Linked DNA regions of Homo sapiens: regions 1 and 2 are each linked to region 3. A link is a contact called in ENCODE Hi-C or POLR2A ChIA-PET data. All regions are on one chromosome and are shown on one strand. The core of a region is the stretch at or near the end of the contact, and the rest is flanking DNA. Distances in the headings are between cores, read along the strand shown.

Region 1 (4,542 bases), core at 1,233-3,732, 220 kb after region 3:
GCTGGAATGCCATGACGTTAAGTAGGTTAAAATGGTGAAAAATCCACCTAAAATAGTTAAGTGTTCACAGTGGAGGAGATTTTAGCAAGAATTTGGAAAGAAAACATGCCATAAATATTTTGCTTGCTGAAAGTGGGAAGAATGGAGTCGGAGCCTGTAAAACCCTGCTGACATTATAGAAGATTGTTACTCTTCCTCTAAGTTAGGAATCGCCCAGAAGTTCATTGAGATGATTGTATACTATTGCTATTATAAAATGAATGGTTTCACCATGATCTGTTTAATATGCATTCTGATACGCATATTTATTGGATGTAGGAGTTGAGGTGAAAGACCTGAACTGCTGTTCTCTAAATTCTGTGTTCGCCGTAGAGGTTCCTGATAGACCCCGAATTCCTCTGACATTTACTTTGGTATCATTGAAGGTGGTTTCCCTTTGCCCTGCTTTTCTGTGCTGTAGCAGGAGTCACAGAGCAGGCTTTGCCCTCATTTTTAGCCCCAGATTGTCAGTTCATGTGGCTTTCTAGAAAATGAGTCAGACACCTTTAGTGGGTGTGTATAAGCCCTCTGCAGTTCCTGAAATAATGTGCAAAGACCCAAACTATTTCTGTATGTCCCTGGAAGCCAGGAGGAAATGTGGCAACCTGAATGGTTTGTTTTCTAGTTTATTTATAAAGAATTCTTGTGAATTTAGGAACATTTCCACTCGTGCAGAACACACCTGTGTTTAGCTTTTATTTCCAGTCACTCAAAAATAACTCCCGTGTCTGTGTTCCTGCCACCCCCATCCCTGCCTTCCTGATTTGTGCTCAGAGTGTGTTTGAAAAGGTTCCGAAGCTTCTGGGTCTCATCCCAACTGGAGAAGCTTCCTGGAGAAGGGCTGAGGGCAGCTTGGCAGGAGCTATGCCAGGGCTCAGCTGCAAGGGTGAGATGGCCATTGGAAGGTGTCCCACGCTGTGGCCGCTGCCGCTTGGGGCAGAATGAGCCCAGCTGTGGAGAGTGGCCATGTTCCCACTCTTGGCCAACAGCCTCCTGGCCTCAGAGCAACAGCCATTCCTCACAGCTCCCACTAACCTAGGAGGAAAGGCTTCCTCTGTGACCCTATTGTAAACAAGGACCTTTAGGTGTTTCTTATCAAACAGGCTTCCTTGGGTAGTTGTGTCTTTGACCCTTAAGCATACCCAACCTCCCTGTCTTCATTGTTTTAAGCCTATTTGATGACATCAAGATGAACGCTTAGAAAGCTAACGTTATTGGTCAAAATCGTGGAGTCGTAGAGATGGAGGGAAGGGAACGGAAGCAATATTAGCTAGCATTAATGTTCATGGAAGGAAACTGATAGACACACCCTAGAGAAAGAGGGGACCCAGGCCGGGCTCAGTGGCTCCCGTCTCTAATCCTAGCAGTTTGAGTGGCTGAGACGGGAGGATCACTTGAGCCTGGGAGTTTGAGACCAGCCTGAACAACATGGTGAAACCCCATCTTCACCAAAAAATACAAAAATTAGCCAGGTGTGGTGTTGTGTTCCTATAGTTCCAGCTACTTGGGAGGCTGAGGCGGGAGGGTTGCCTGAGCCCAGGAGGTTGAGGCTGCAGTGAGCCATAATTGTGCCACTGCACTCAGGCCTAGGGGACAGAGTGAGACCCTGTCCCCCAAACCACAAAAAAGAGGGGACCCAGAATATTAGCTAAAGACGGTTAGTGGCATCCCCAACACAGTAGTACAGTCATCTTTCCTTGGACCATGAGGATTATCCACTGAAGATTATTGACAACAATTTTAATTTGCACCCTGTCCTCTTCCCCTCACAATGTTCGTTCACTCATTCATTCATTCATTCATTCATTCATTCATACATCGAAGAATATTTATGGTGTGCCAGGAGCTGTGCAAAATGCTGGAATACAATGGTAAGCCAAAAATTCAAACCAGGAATTTTGCTTCTTTGTAGGGACCCCAAGTATTTGGAGCTAGACATGCTGTGAGGGCACAGTTAGAACCGCTCCTTTTCATCTCTACCTCAATATGTTTTCCTCCCTCCTGTCCCAGACAACAGTTGAACATTTAATTAACTTAATGATAGCTAGATCTTTCTCCAGGACCACAGCTTCCCAGCACAGGATTCTGAACCACTGGCAGCAAGAGCCCGGGACCATCATCACCATTCCCCTTTCCTCAGGAGTCTCCCCGGAGCTCAGCATTTCCCCTCATCTTCACAGCAACCCCGGGAATTAGGTGGGACCATGCGTGTTCTCTGCAGATTACAAAGGAGGAGCAGAGGCCCAGAGTGCTGAAGCAGCTTTCCCGAGGGACTCCCAGCAAGTCAGTGGCAGAGCCAGGTCAGAGGCATCTGCTGACCCTGGGCCAAGTGCTCTTGGAACTTGGGGGCTGGGCAAGGTGGTAACTGCGGGTGGAGTTCGTGTTTCCTGTGGGGCTGAGTCACTTCCAGAGGTGACTCTTGTCTACTCATTGAGAGTCCTCATTGTTACTGGATATCCAGGGCAAGTGTCTGTGGAGTTTCCTTTGTAAGGTAATGACATTATCATTGTTACTTAGCAGAAAAACAGTATTACCATGCCATCACCCCATCCTTTGTTGCTGATGCTCGCGTTTTGAAATCTATGTTTCCGATCTGTTAGGGTCAGGACATCACTGTGGTGGTTTCTGGATCATCCATGACTGTAGGAGTCCACTGCCACCTCTAAAAGAGTGAAATGATGGTCCATGCAGAGGGAATGATGAGTTCAGCTCAGGGTTGACATTGGTTCTTTTTGTGCCTGAGGCCTGCCTCCCCAACTGCTTTCTTCCAGTTTCTTCCCATGCCCAGAGTATTTTGCCTTCCTCTTTTCTTCCTAGCCTGGTTGCCACTTAGCTTTCCACTCGCTGTCGGGGGGCAAAAAAAAATGCAGGCGGGAGTCCTGAGGCCCTTCCTAAGACATTCTGTGATCAACTCTGTTATTTTTTTTGTTCTAATGTTTATTTCCCCTTCCTGCCTCCCTCCCATTAATTCATTAATGAACTAAAACATGTATTCATGAGAAAAATGTTTTCAGACTTCCTTGCTTCCCACCCCACAGGAAAATAAGGTTGCCTTCACAAAGAGAAGCAGCCTCAGGAATCTCAAGCAAGATCCTTAGCTTGGCAGGAAGAAAGCCGATCAGCTAAATCGATTGCTGGCCCTGACCCTTTCTCTCTGAACTGCTGAAGCTTTTAGCAGAGCTCAAATGGTAGGATTAAATGTGGTTCCAAGGGTGAGGAGTAAATTAGCACGTGTCACCCTGAAGATGATGACATGCTGACAGACCCATTAGACAGACATGTTTTATGAGTGAATGAAGAAGTTAAGCATAGGTCTGGGATCATCTGGGTTTACAGACATTTGGAAAATGTCAGTGTTGAGCAAATGAGTCATTGATGTCATAGAATGTATTTCTTGCAGCATGGCCTATCTTGTTAGACTGCTTATGTCCTTATTCTAGACAAAAGTCACAATATATCTCCTCCTCAGAGCATTTAAAACCCAAAGGAGTATAATTTGTTGCTGTTTTGTCTTCCTTTTATAAGTAGCCAGGACACTGGGACCAGTGAGAAGAATCATTACCATCACACAGACATAGTTTTAAATTACATGAGGATGGTAAACATAGGGCTTGGGGTGGGAGAAAATATCGTTTTAGTTCACCAGTAGACAGTTGTTGAAAGGCCACCCCAACATTTTGATGGTCGTTATTATAGATTTTTCCTTTGTATCATGGACAGATGAGCTTGCAGCTGATGTAAATTCCCAGGTGCATATGCCTACACAAATTATATAAAACTGTCTAAAGAGATCCTGTGTTTGTTCAACCTAATTGTCATATCTCTGCAGAATGTTGTGCTAAAGTGGCAGGACATCAGTAATCCCCCATCTTGGAATACTTTTTTTTCCCCTCTGCAACACACAGAAAAAAAAAATCTGTAGGTATCTTAAGGAATTAGAGAAACTCCCCTTTTTTTTCTGTTTCTATCTCCACCCTTTCTATTTGTATTACTCTGTTAGGGGTGTTCTGAGGCTTAAATGACATGTTGTATTCAAAAGTGCTTTGGAAACATAAAGGTTAAATCACAGGGCTGGGTGTAGTGGCTCACACCTGTAATCCCAACACTTTGGGGAGGCTGAGGTAGAAGGATTGCTTGAGCCAAGGAGTTTGAGACCAGCTTGGGCAACATAGCGAGAGACTCTGTCTTTACACACACAATATTTTCTTTAAAGGTTAAATCATAGTTATTGCTATGATAAGTTATTAGAAGAAGATGAAAAGACAAATGCCTGGTAACTGAATGTTCTTTCCTGGTATATTGAACTGTCCTGAAATTAAGGTCAGTACTTCCCCTGAAGTTCCTTTTCATTATTTATTTTAGCTTTTCTTAGGATGAAAGTAATGTATTACAGTTGTGTAACCTGTCTTGTTCAGTATCTCAGAGTGCTTTGCATTCATATTTGCATTTTATTAAAATACACGGTTTCTGAGATGAAAGTGGCATGGGATATACTTTTTTGTT
Region 2 (4,693 bases), core at 1,766-4,265, 150 kb before region 3:
AAAGGGTGAGATGGAGATTACTACAGTAACGGGAGAGAACCGGGCGGGAGAGAATACAAAGAAACAAAAATCTCAATAATAAAGTTTGAGTCAAAATAGAGACAGAAATAATGCTTTAGAAAGCCATATCAGTATCAATAAAGCAAACTTGAGGTCTACTGGAAATGCTGGAAATGGATGAAAGACGAAAATGATAAAACAGGCCGGTGCGGTGGCTCCTGCCTGTAACCCCAACACTTTGGGAGGCCAAGGCGGGTAGATCACTTGAGGTCACAAGTTCGAGACCAGCCTGGCCAACATGGTGAAACCACGTCTTCACTAAAAATACAAAAAGTAGCCGGGCATGGTGGTGGGTGCCTGTAATCCCAGCTACTCAGGTGGCTGAGGCAGAAGAATTGCTTGAACCTGGGAGGCGGAGGTTGCAGTGAGCCAAGATTGCATCATTGCACTCCAGCCTGGGTGACAAGAGAGAGACTCCGTCTCAAAAAAATAAATAAATAAATAAAAATAAAAAAATAAAACAGAGAACTAATACAGCTAATTGCTCTTCCTAAAAGAGAGATTAGAGCTAATGGAGCAGAAACAATTCTTGAAGATAGAATGGAAGAAAATGTTTCTGAATTGAGGCCATATATATGCAGGTGAAAAAGGACTCACACCTCTTAACCAGAAAGAAAAAGCATTATTTATTCTTACATTACAAAAACTTTAGTATGACCAGAGCATTGTGTACAAGGGGAAGAGAGGCTAGAGTTTGTATGCTGTTTGAAAGCATGTTCCCTGCCAAACAGGAAGCAAAGTCATATATGAAGAAAGGAAAATGATCATTTGCATAAGGCTTAAAAAGAGTGGTAAAAGGGTTTGTAACAGCAATTATTGGAAAAAAGATCACATAAAAGGGTCACATAAAATGATTACAAAGTGCTATCAGGCTCTCCACTGTGGTGGGCATCCACACATTTGTAGTGGCATCATTCTTTGATAGTTGTGTGGCTTTCTCCCCGCCCAAGCAGTGTTTGGAAATGTAGACGTAGGAATGGAAAATGCAGACTGGAGTTTTAAGTGGTAGTTTAATGTTAGGACAAGTCAAAGGGCAAAGCAGGGGGCTCTGCTTACAAGAGTGGTTGAAGGCTGGGCACAGTGGCTCCTGCCTGTAATCCCAACACTTAGGGAGGCCGAGGCAGCAGGATCACTTGAGCCTAGAAGTTCCAGAACAGCCTGGGCAACATGGCGAAACCCTGTCTCTACAAAAAAAAATTTTTTTTTTAATTAGCTGGGCATGGTGGTGCACGTCTGTTGCAACAGCTACTCTAGAGGCTGAGGCAGGAGTGTCACTTGAGCCCAGGAGTTTGAGGTTACAGTGAGCTATGATTATGCCACTGTACTCCAGCCAGGACCACGACCAAGTGAGACCCCTGACTCTTAAAAAAAAAAACAACAAAAAAAGGCCGGGACGCGGTGGCTCATGCCTGTCATCCCAGCACTTTGAGAGGCTGAGACAGGCGGATCACTTGAGATCAGGAGTTTGAGACCAGCCTGGCCAACATGGTGAAACCCCGTCTCTACTAAAAATACAAAAATTAGCCGGGCATGGTGGCGCACACCTGTAATCCCAGCTACTCAGGAGGCTGAGGCAGGAGGATCACTTGAACCTGGGAGGCAGAGGTTGCAGTGAGCCGAGATCGCACCACTGCACTCCAGCCTGGGTGACAAGAGCCAGACTCTATCTCTAAATAAATAAATAGGCCGTGCGCTGTGGCTCACGCCTGTAATCTCAGCACTCTGGGAGGCTGAGGCGGGAGGATCACCTGAGGTCAGGAGTTCGAGACCAGCCTGGCCGACATGGGGAAACCCTGTCTCTACTAAAAAAAAAAAAAAAATTAGCCGGGCATGGTGGCGCAGCCTGTAATCCCAGCTACTCAGGAGGCTGAGGCAGGAGAATCACTTGAACCCGGGAGGCAGAGGTTGCAGTGAACCGAGATCACACCACTGCACTCCAGCATGGGTGACAGAGATTCTGTCTCAAAATAAATAAATAAGTAAAAATAAAAAAGTGGTTGTAGTCAAAGGCTATGGGTTTAAGTTGGGTAGTGGGATTTCAACATTTAAGGTTTTAGAGATGGAGCAGTATCAAGTGATGAATATCTAGATTTTCTAGACTACGGGTGAACAAAGTAGAAGTAAAGGTCATTCGGATTGAGGAACTGAAGGAAACCAGGCTGGGTTGTGGATGTTGGATTCATTGGGAGGATGGCAGTAAATCAGATGGAGAGGAAAACTAATGCCAGACAGTCAGTAGGTGACAGTGACAAGGGAGGGCAAAAGGTGTTACTACCAGATGGCACAGAGCCTGAAAGAGCTATTTCACAAGGGGAAGAAAGAATATCAGTGTCAAGCGGAAAGCTTCAAGAGTGAAGAAGACACACTACCTTTGAGGCTGGTGCATGGAGTGTGGGAGGGGAGAAACCAAGCGAGTAGACAGAGATGAGGCAATCTTTTGAATTGGATGACGGATAGATGTTGGTACCATCCGACCATTTGGGAAGTCCAGAGGGGAGGCTTTGTTTTCCGGGAATATGCTTAATTTGAGGAGTGGGAAATGGATAGAGGGTAGGTGAATGGTTAGAGATCTGCACAAAGCTGGAAGGCCCACGGGATCAAGTTCTGCCCATGACTGAGGGGTGACCTCCAATCCCTGGGCCTTAACCCCCAGGATCCCTGGACCTGGAACGCCCATTAGGTCCCCTCCTTTCCGGCGAGAGGGCGGCAGAGGGCGCAGGCGCTCTAGCCGGACCCGGCGGGCGGGTGGCAGAGGGCGCAGGCGCCCTGGACAGAGCGGCCGCAGTGGGAACGGCCGGCAGGGGGCGCAGCGCTCTGGTCCGAGAAGCCCGGGCGGGGCACCCTCGCCGGGAGAGTAGAGGATAGGGGTCGGCTGGAGAACGGGCCCAGTGCGAGGCCGCGAGCAGTGGGCGGGGCCGGGGTGGGGGCGGGGCGAGGCGGTTCCGGAAGGAAGTGGTTCCGGGTCCCGCGGCCCGGCAGAGGTGGCTGGGGTGTCGCTGCTGTGGGAGGCGGCGGCAGAGTGAGGGGCGAGGCCCGAGGGGCCGGCGGCGGCGGCGGCGGCGGCGGCGGCGGCGGCGGCGGCGGCGGCGGCGGGGGCTTCCCGGCCGGGTGAGCGGCTCGGGGGGAGGCGGGGCGAGGAGGCCTGGGCCCGCAGGGAGGGCGTGTCCGCCACCCAGGAGGGGCGGTTCTCGGGGTGGCGGATGGGGCAGCGGGGAGGATGCGGCGGTCCGACTCGGGTTCTGTTGGGACAGCTCCTCTGCGCCCCGTAGGTCCCTCGGTCAGCGCCTTCCCTTGGGCGCGGCGACCCGGCGCGGGTTTCCAGGGGACAGCTGCCCGGCGCCCCTGAGGTCCCTCGACAGGCACGGCGACCCGGGCACCTGCTGCCGCGACCCTGATCCTCCGCCGTCGTCGGGCAGGTTGCGGTCCCCGCGGTTCCCTGCATCTGTTAAGAGGGCGGGGGCCGGGAAGGCGGTGTCCGGGGACGGTGCCCTTGTCCTCGAGGCGGCCCTGGACGCGTCGCCTGCGGGGCCTGAACCGAGGACCCCCCCGTACCCCGCTTTGTCCTGGTGAGGCGCTCCTGCCGCGCAGCGGCATCTTCCTCTGTTAACGTCGAGAATGAGTAGTGAAGGCTGCTCATTATCCTGCATTGTAAAGTAAAACTTGTCTTTTTAGAAGCGTCTCCTGAAAATTGGCGCATCTCCTGTGCTTCTCTGGGTTGTATTGGGAAACTGGGCCAGTCGCTGTCAGGACTGTCCTGTTGGTAGGTCTCGAGGGAAAGAAATGGGAGAGAAACCTACCCCGTAAATATTTTCCTACTCAGGTGCTTTTCGAACTACCTATTAGGTGATTGCCTTTTTTTTTTTTTTTTTTTTTCCTGGAACAAATTACAAACTGCAGGTAGAAATCAGGAAGGCCTCTTTAGGCTCCTCGCCAGGCAGCCTTTTTAGCATTTTTCTGAATGTGAACAGGTCCAAACGACAGAGCAGAATTTGAAAAGAAAGGTTTTGCTGCAGATTCATAACGAGGACTTTATTTTTCATTGGTATTTTAATGGTAATGGTATAGCAATGTTTTATTTTTAATGTTTTTTTTAAATGGCTACTAAAATTTTATTTTGAAATCACAGCTGTTTCAGTCACCCCCAAGAAACCTTTAAAACGTCTTATTAGAAACATTTTTATATATAGGAACATTTAGCCATTTATACACATTTCTAAGATAGAAATCACAATGAAGATACGTTGTTTCACTATTCCAAGTTCCAAGTAACCATGGTGAATATGGTTTCCCCATTCCAAGTAACCATTGTGAATGTGGTTATACACCTCCAGTCTTTTTCTATGCAGAGCTTAATACATGAGTTTTTCTAAAGTGAATTCTCTTTTGTAATTATCTTTTTCTGACTAGATAGCATGCCATTATATGGCTGTAATATTATAATTTATTTCATTGGTCATTCTCAGTTCTTCCCTATTAAAATACATTGTTGGGTAAATGTAAAAGTCCGCATATCTATGATTACTTTCGAATCTCACTCTGTCGCCCAGGCTGGAGTGTAGTGGCACGATCTCGGCTCACTGCAACCTCCACCTCCTGGGTTCAAGTGATTCCCCTGTGTCAGCCTCCCGAGTAG
Region 3 (4,497 bases), core at 1,180-3,679:
TTATTGTACGCGGAGATCCCCACAGTATCTGTGGCCTTGACCTGGGAAATTCAGACCCCCAAACCCTTCAGCCCTGACACTAATGGGAGGGCACTGGATGGTAAGAACTTGGCCTTGTGCAGACTTGCATAGAGAAGAGTCTGTGTGTATGTAAAGTTGATGTATGGCCAGGCATGGTGGCTCACGCTTGCAATCCCAGCACTTTGGGAGGCCGAGGTGGGTAGATCACCTGAGGTCAGGAGTTCGAGACCAGCCTGACCAACATGGTGAAACCCCTTCTCTACTAAAAAATACAAAAATTAGCTGGGCGTTGTGGCAGGTGCCTGTAATCCCAGCTACTCGGGAGGCTGAGGCAAGAGAATTGCTTGAACCTGGGAGGTGGAGGTTGCAGTGAGCCGAGATCACGCCATTGCACTCCAGCCCAGGGGACAAGAGCAAGACTCCGTCTCAAAAAAAAAAAAAAAAAAAAAAAAAAAGTTGATGCACGAGTATCTGTTACGGTTCTCTGGTTTTAAGTAAAAGAAACCAACTCTTCCTTAACTAAGGTAGCAAAAAGGATTTATCAGAAGGCATTGGGGTAGTTTATAGGGTGGAAGGAGAAGCTAGAGGATCAGGTCTGAGAAAGATGGCAACTGGGCAGCTTCAGGGATCTCACTTCTGAGAGCCCTGGTGGGGGAATCTGCTCCAGCCGTCTCCAGTGTTTGTCACATTGCTTTGATCACAGTTGGGTCCTATGTCATACATTGGCTGGCAGAGGGCAGGGCATGTTGATGGACAGTCCCATCAAACTATCTCATGGTGGAGGGGAAGTTCCCCCAAACAGTTCCCCTCCCTGCATGGGGAGTGTTCTCCTGCTAGGGCACAAACACAGTCTACCACCTCAATGACCGACAATCTACAATAATAAATTCTTAAATATATATTGTTTAGACTTTTAATTTTAATATTATTATTTTTTTGAGATGGATTCTTGCTCTGTCACCCAGGCTGGAGTGCAGTGGCATGATCTCAGCTCACTGCAACCTCTGCCTCTGGGGTTCAAGCTATTCTCCTGCCTCAGCCTCCTGAGTAGCTGGGATTACAGGCACGTGCCACCACACCCAGCTAATTTTTGTATTTTTAGTAGAGACAGGGTTTCACCATGTTGGTCAGACTGGTCTTGAACTCCTGACCTTGTGATCTGCCCGCCTCGGCCTCCCAAAGTGTTGGGATTACAGGCGTGAGCCACTGCGCCCGGCCAATTTTTATTTGTAAAAGCTGTACTGAGGTATAAAATTTCACCCATTTTAAGTGTACAGTTTAATACTTTTCAAGTAAATTTACAGCATCCTGTAACTCTCACCACAATTTAATTTGAGAATATTTCCGTCACCCCAAAAAGATTCTTCATACCCATCTGCAGTCCATCCCCATTCCCATCCCCGGCCCTAGGCAGCCACTGATTGGTTTTCTGTCTTTTTAGATTTGAACATAGTTTTTTTTTAAATATGTTCCTGACTGGTGTAACTTTTTCTGGGTATTCTGGAAACTATGTTATACATGAAAGAAAAAAAGAGCCCCCCCCCACCCCCCCGCCCGCATCAATGGTGTGAAAGTCTGTATCTCGCTGGTCTCAGGTTTCTCTGCTTTCTCTTTTAAATCCTTCCTTCTCTCCAGTGGACCATAATTTAGGAGAACGTAGCCCTGGGCTTGATGCTGCCATTATTTACCTCTCAATGTCTCTAAGCCTAAGTCATGGAACCTTCTAGGCCTCAGTTCCTCATTTGTAAAATTCAGGAAAAAAAAATAGACTAGATGATATCTGATGTTCTTTCCATCTCTAATGATCAGTACTCATGATCTTTTTTGGTGAAGTCTGTTTTGGCAAAAAATTACTTCTTGATTTTCTATGCCCTTCAGAGGACTGAAACAAAACACTAAAATTAAAAATTTATTCTTCAGAATTCACAGAACACAATAAGTGCAAAAGCAGTAAGTGTGTAACATTTCTACTTCTGAAATGATTAAAGCTTACTGCACTGAGACCTCTGTGACATTGTGTATATGTGTATACAGCGGAGGAAATTAATTGGAAACTTTCATTCTCCTTCATGCTTTCTGGTTTATTCAAATATTTATTGAAGCAGACAGGATGCTAGGTGAAGGATTTAGAATCCTGGCAAAGATAAGGGCTTTTCCCAGATGAAGGTTGCAGTCTAGTTGGGGTAAGTCAGTGTGAAATTATAGTGAGGTGAACTGGTCCTAGGAGACAGGAAGGACAGTGAGCAGAGGGAGGTAGGGAAGGACTGGGTCACAGAGCAGGGCCACGGATATACCACCGCCACCACCACCGCCATAGTGAGAAGCTGGCCCTGAGAAGCTGCTAGGCAGCTGGCTTAGCCAACCCACAGTTAAAAACCACCCATTTCGTCTTTGGGGGAGGAGACATTCCAGCAAGTTTGAAGGTAGAGATAGGGGAGGGTGAAGTGTTTTGCATTTCTAAGCAGATCTCTTATCTCCCCTGGCTCTATCTTTTTGTAACATGGGGTTAACTGTAGCATTGGTTTTTGCAGTGACTGTAGATGTAGCAAACTTGTGGAGGCTGGCCTTTTGGCACAGCACACAGCTGGAGGGTGGTATTTTTCTGACAGGGAGATGTTCTTAAGTTTTGTAATTTATGGTGTCTTTAAATATGGGATTTTGTTTACTGTTATCCTAATTACACCTCTGATGTATTTTATTTAGCTTAATGTTTTAATTTTCTGCTCATACCCAGAGGTAATTTCTCAAAGGGTACCACTTTAAAAAAATCATAGGTAATGTTTCATCCTTCCTGCAGTTACCTGCAGCCTCTCGAAGGCAAGGAAATGGGTTTTGGGGGCATAGACTTTCTTCTGGGCTCTTGTGATATAATTTTGGCTGTGTTTGTATCATCCAAGATCTTCACCACCTGTTTGCCAAGTATTATCCTAAACCATTCTGTTCTATAGAGACGTGATACAAGCCACATGTCATTTTAAATGTTCTAGTAGTCACATTAATAAAATTTTAAAAAGGTAAAATTAATTTGTATAATATATTTATTTAACCCAACAGATCTAAAACATCACTTCAACATGCAATTGATGTGAAAATAATGAGCTATTTCACATTATTTTTTTCTAAACAAGTCTTTGGAACTTGGGATGTATCTTATGGCACACGTCAGTTCAGACTAGCCACATTCCAAGTAGTCATTAGCCACATTTGCAGTGACACTGTATTGGACATCAAAGTTCTAAACCTTTCAAAGGCTTGCAGAGGGCACTGGAAAGAGCCCTTAGAGTGGGTAGGAGAGACATATCCTCATGATTTATGAGCTCTTAACAAAGCCACAGGTTTCCTCTTCTTAGAGAAACCTGATATGTAAAAAAAATTCATCTTGACAGGAAAGGTAAAGCAGGAAGTAATTATTCATGTTACAAAAGAATTAACCACAGGATCTTTTAAATAGCAAGCTCCCTTAGTGCACGGAAGAATATGACTCAATTTGCAAAATGTGATTGACACTTGACATTTTAGTAGCACCTTTGTTGGGCTGGGAACGGTCTATCATCATAAAATGCAAGCTGAGTGGTCAGTTGATCAAGTCTTTATTGAGCACCTACTGCATGTCATGGATGCTTATAGGGGCCCCAGCAGAACTAAGGGTGATCCATACCCAGAAGGCATTCAGGGGCTCACAGGGAAGACAAGACACAGCTTGGGATTGCCTCAGTGGCAGGGGCCAGAGAGGCCTTGGGTCTAGAAGAGCTTGGAAGGTGATGTGGAGGCAGTCAGGACCTAGCTGTGGCCAGAAGGCAAGGAGGCTGTGCATGATTACTTAAGTTTAAAGAAAGGGCAATGGCCAGGGTGGTCGCTCACGCCTGTAATCCCAGCACTTTGGGAGGCCAAGGCAGGCAGAACATTTGAAGTCAGCCTGACCAACACGGTGAAATCCTGTCTCTACAAACAATACAAAAATTAGCTGGGCATGGTGGTGTGCACCTGTAGTCCCAGCTACTTGGGAGGCTGAGGTGGGAGGAACACTTGAGCCTGGGAGACAGAGGTTGCAGTGAGCTGAGATGGTGCCACTGCACTCCAGCCTGGGCAACAGAGCCAGACCCTGTCTAAAAAAAAAAAAAAAATTTTGTTTTTTTTTTTTAGTATCTTCTTAATTATGTATAGATTGTGTACATATATTCCTGTACTAATTGAAGATCAAGAAAACCCCAGAGAAGCTCCTACGCTGTTATTATTAGGCTTAACAAACTTTTGAAACACATAAAATTGAGTATTGTATGACTTTAGACATTGGTGGAAAAATGAAGACATTTTCTTCATGGTTCAGGTACATAGTTTTAAAATATCTTGCTAATCCTGATGGTTCCACACTTACACCAATGTCAGGGGTGGAAAGAAACCCATATTATGAATGATCTTGATAACTGAGTGTTTGGGGGCCATCTCCCCGTAAGATCTGATGTGTCTTCCCCATGT

Evidence for each region. Hi-C counts contacts between places; a loop is a spot of excess contacts on that map. ChIA-PET counts read pairs that join two places held with the same protein, here RNA polymerase II (POLR2A). Pooled maps may share reads with other maps.
Region 1: a pooled map shows a loop between it and region 3 (4-fold over the local background). The contact joins two enhancer-like sites. A Hi-C loop is called at or near these places in 6 of 50 pooled maps. POLR2A ChIA-PET finds 5 or more read pairs at or near these places in 2 of 52 experiments (GM12878 and activated CD4-positive, alpha-beta memory T cell).
Region 2: a loop to region 3 is called in a pooled map, with 6 times the contacts of the local background. The contact joins the promoter of BCLAF3 here to the enhancer-like site in region 3. A Hi-C loop is called at or near these places in 2 of 37 single-sample maps with no recorded cell type and 6 of 50 pooled maps. POLR2A ChIA-PET finds 5 or more read pairs at or near these places in 1 of 52 experiments (OCI-LY7).

What each region holds. Positions count from the first base shown.
Region 1 is chrX:19,623,696-19,628,237 of GRCh38, reverse strand. All of the region lies in intron 8 of SH3KBP1 (SH3 domain containing kinase binding protein 1), which reads left to right. Among named protein-coding and RNA genes, the nearest start is that of MAP3K15, 110 kb to the right of the region's middle. RefSeq lists an enhancer at 1,883-3,082. Within about 2 kb of position 2,482, at least 3 of the 41 ENCODE cell types and tissues checked have a DNase peak (open chromatin) inside an H3K27ac peak, as active enhancers do.
Region 2 is chrX:19,989,383-19,994,075 of GRCh38, reverse strand. BCLAF3 (BCLAF1 and THRAP3 family member 3) reads left to right here and starts at 3,015. Exons shown (of 12, transcript NM_001367774.2): 1 at 3,015-3,168. It overlaps LOC729609 (a long non-coding RNA gene), which reads left to right and starts at 4,297. Exons shown (of 2, transcript NR_024440.1): 1 at 4,297-4,390. RefSeq lists silencers at 2,673-3,102, 3,143-3,192, 3,263-3,632.
Region 3 is chrX:19,838,988-19,843,484 of GRCh38, reverse strand. The region is part of intron 1 of SH3KBP1 (SH3 domain containing kinase binding protein 1); the gene reads left to right. Among named protein-coding and RNA genes, the nearest start is that of SH3KBP1, 46 kb to the left of the region's middle. RefSeq lists an enhancer at 3,269-3,318. Within about 2 kb of position 2,429, at least 5 of the 41 ENCODE cell types and tissues checked have a DNase peak (open chromatin) inside an H3K27ac peak, as active enhancers do; they include OCI-LY7, where a contact is called at or near this core.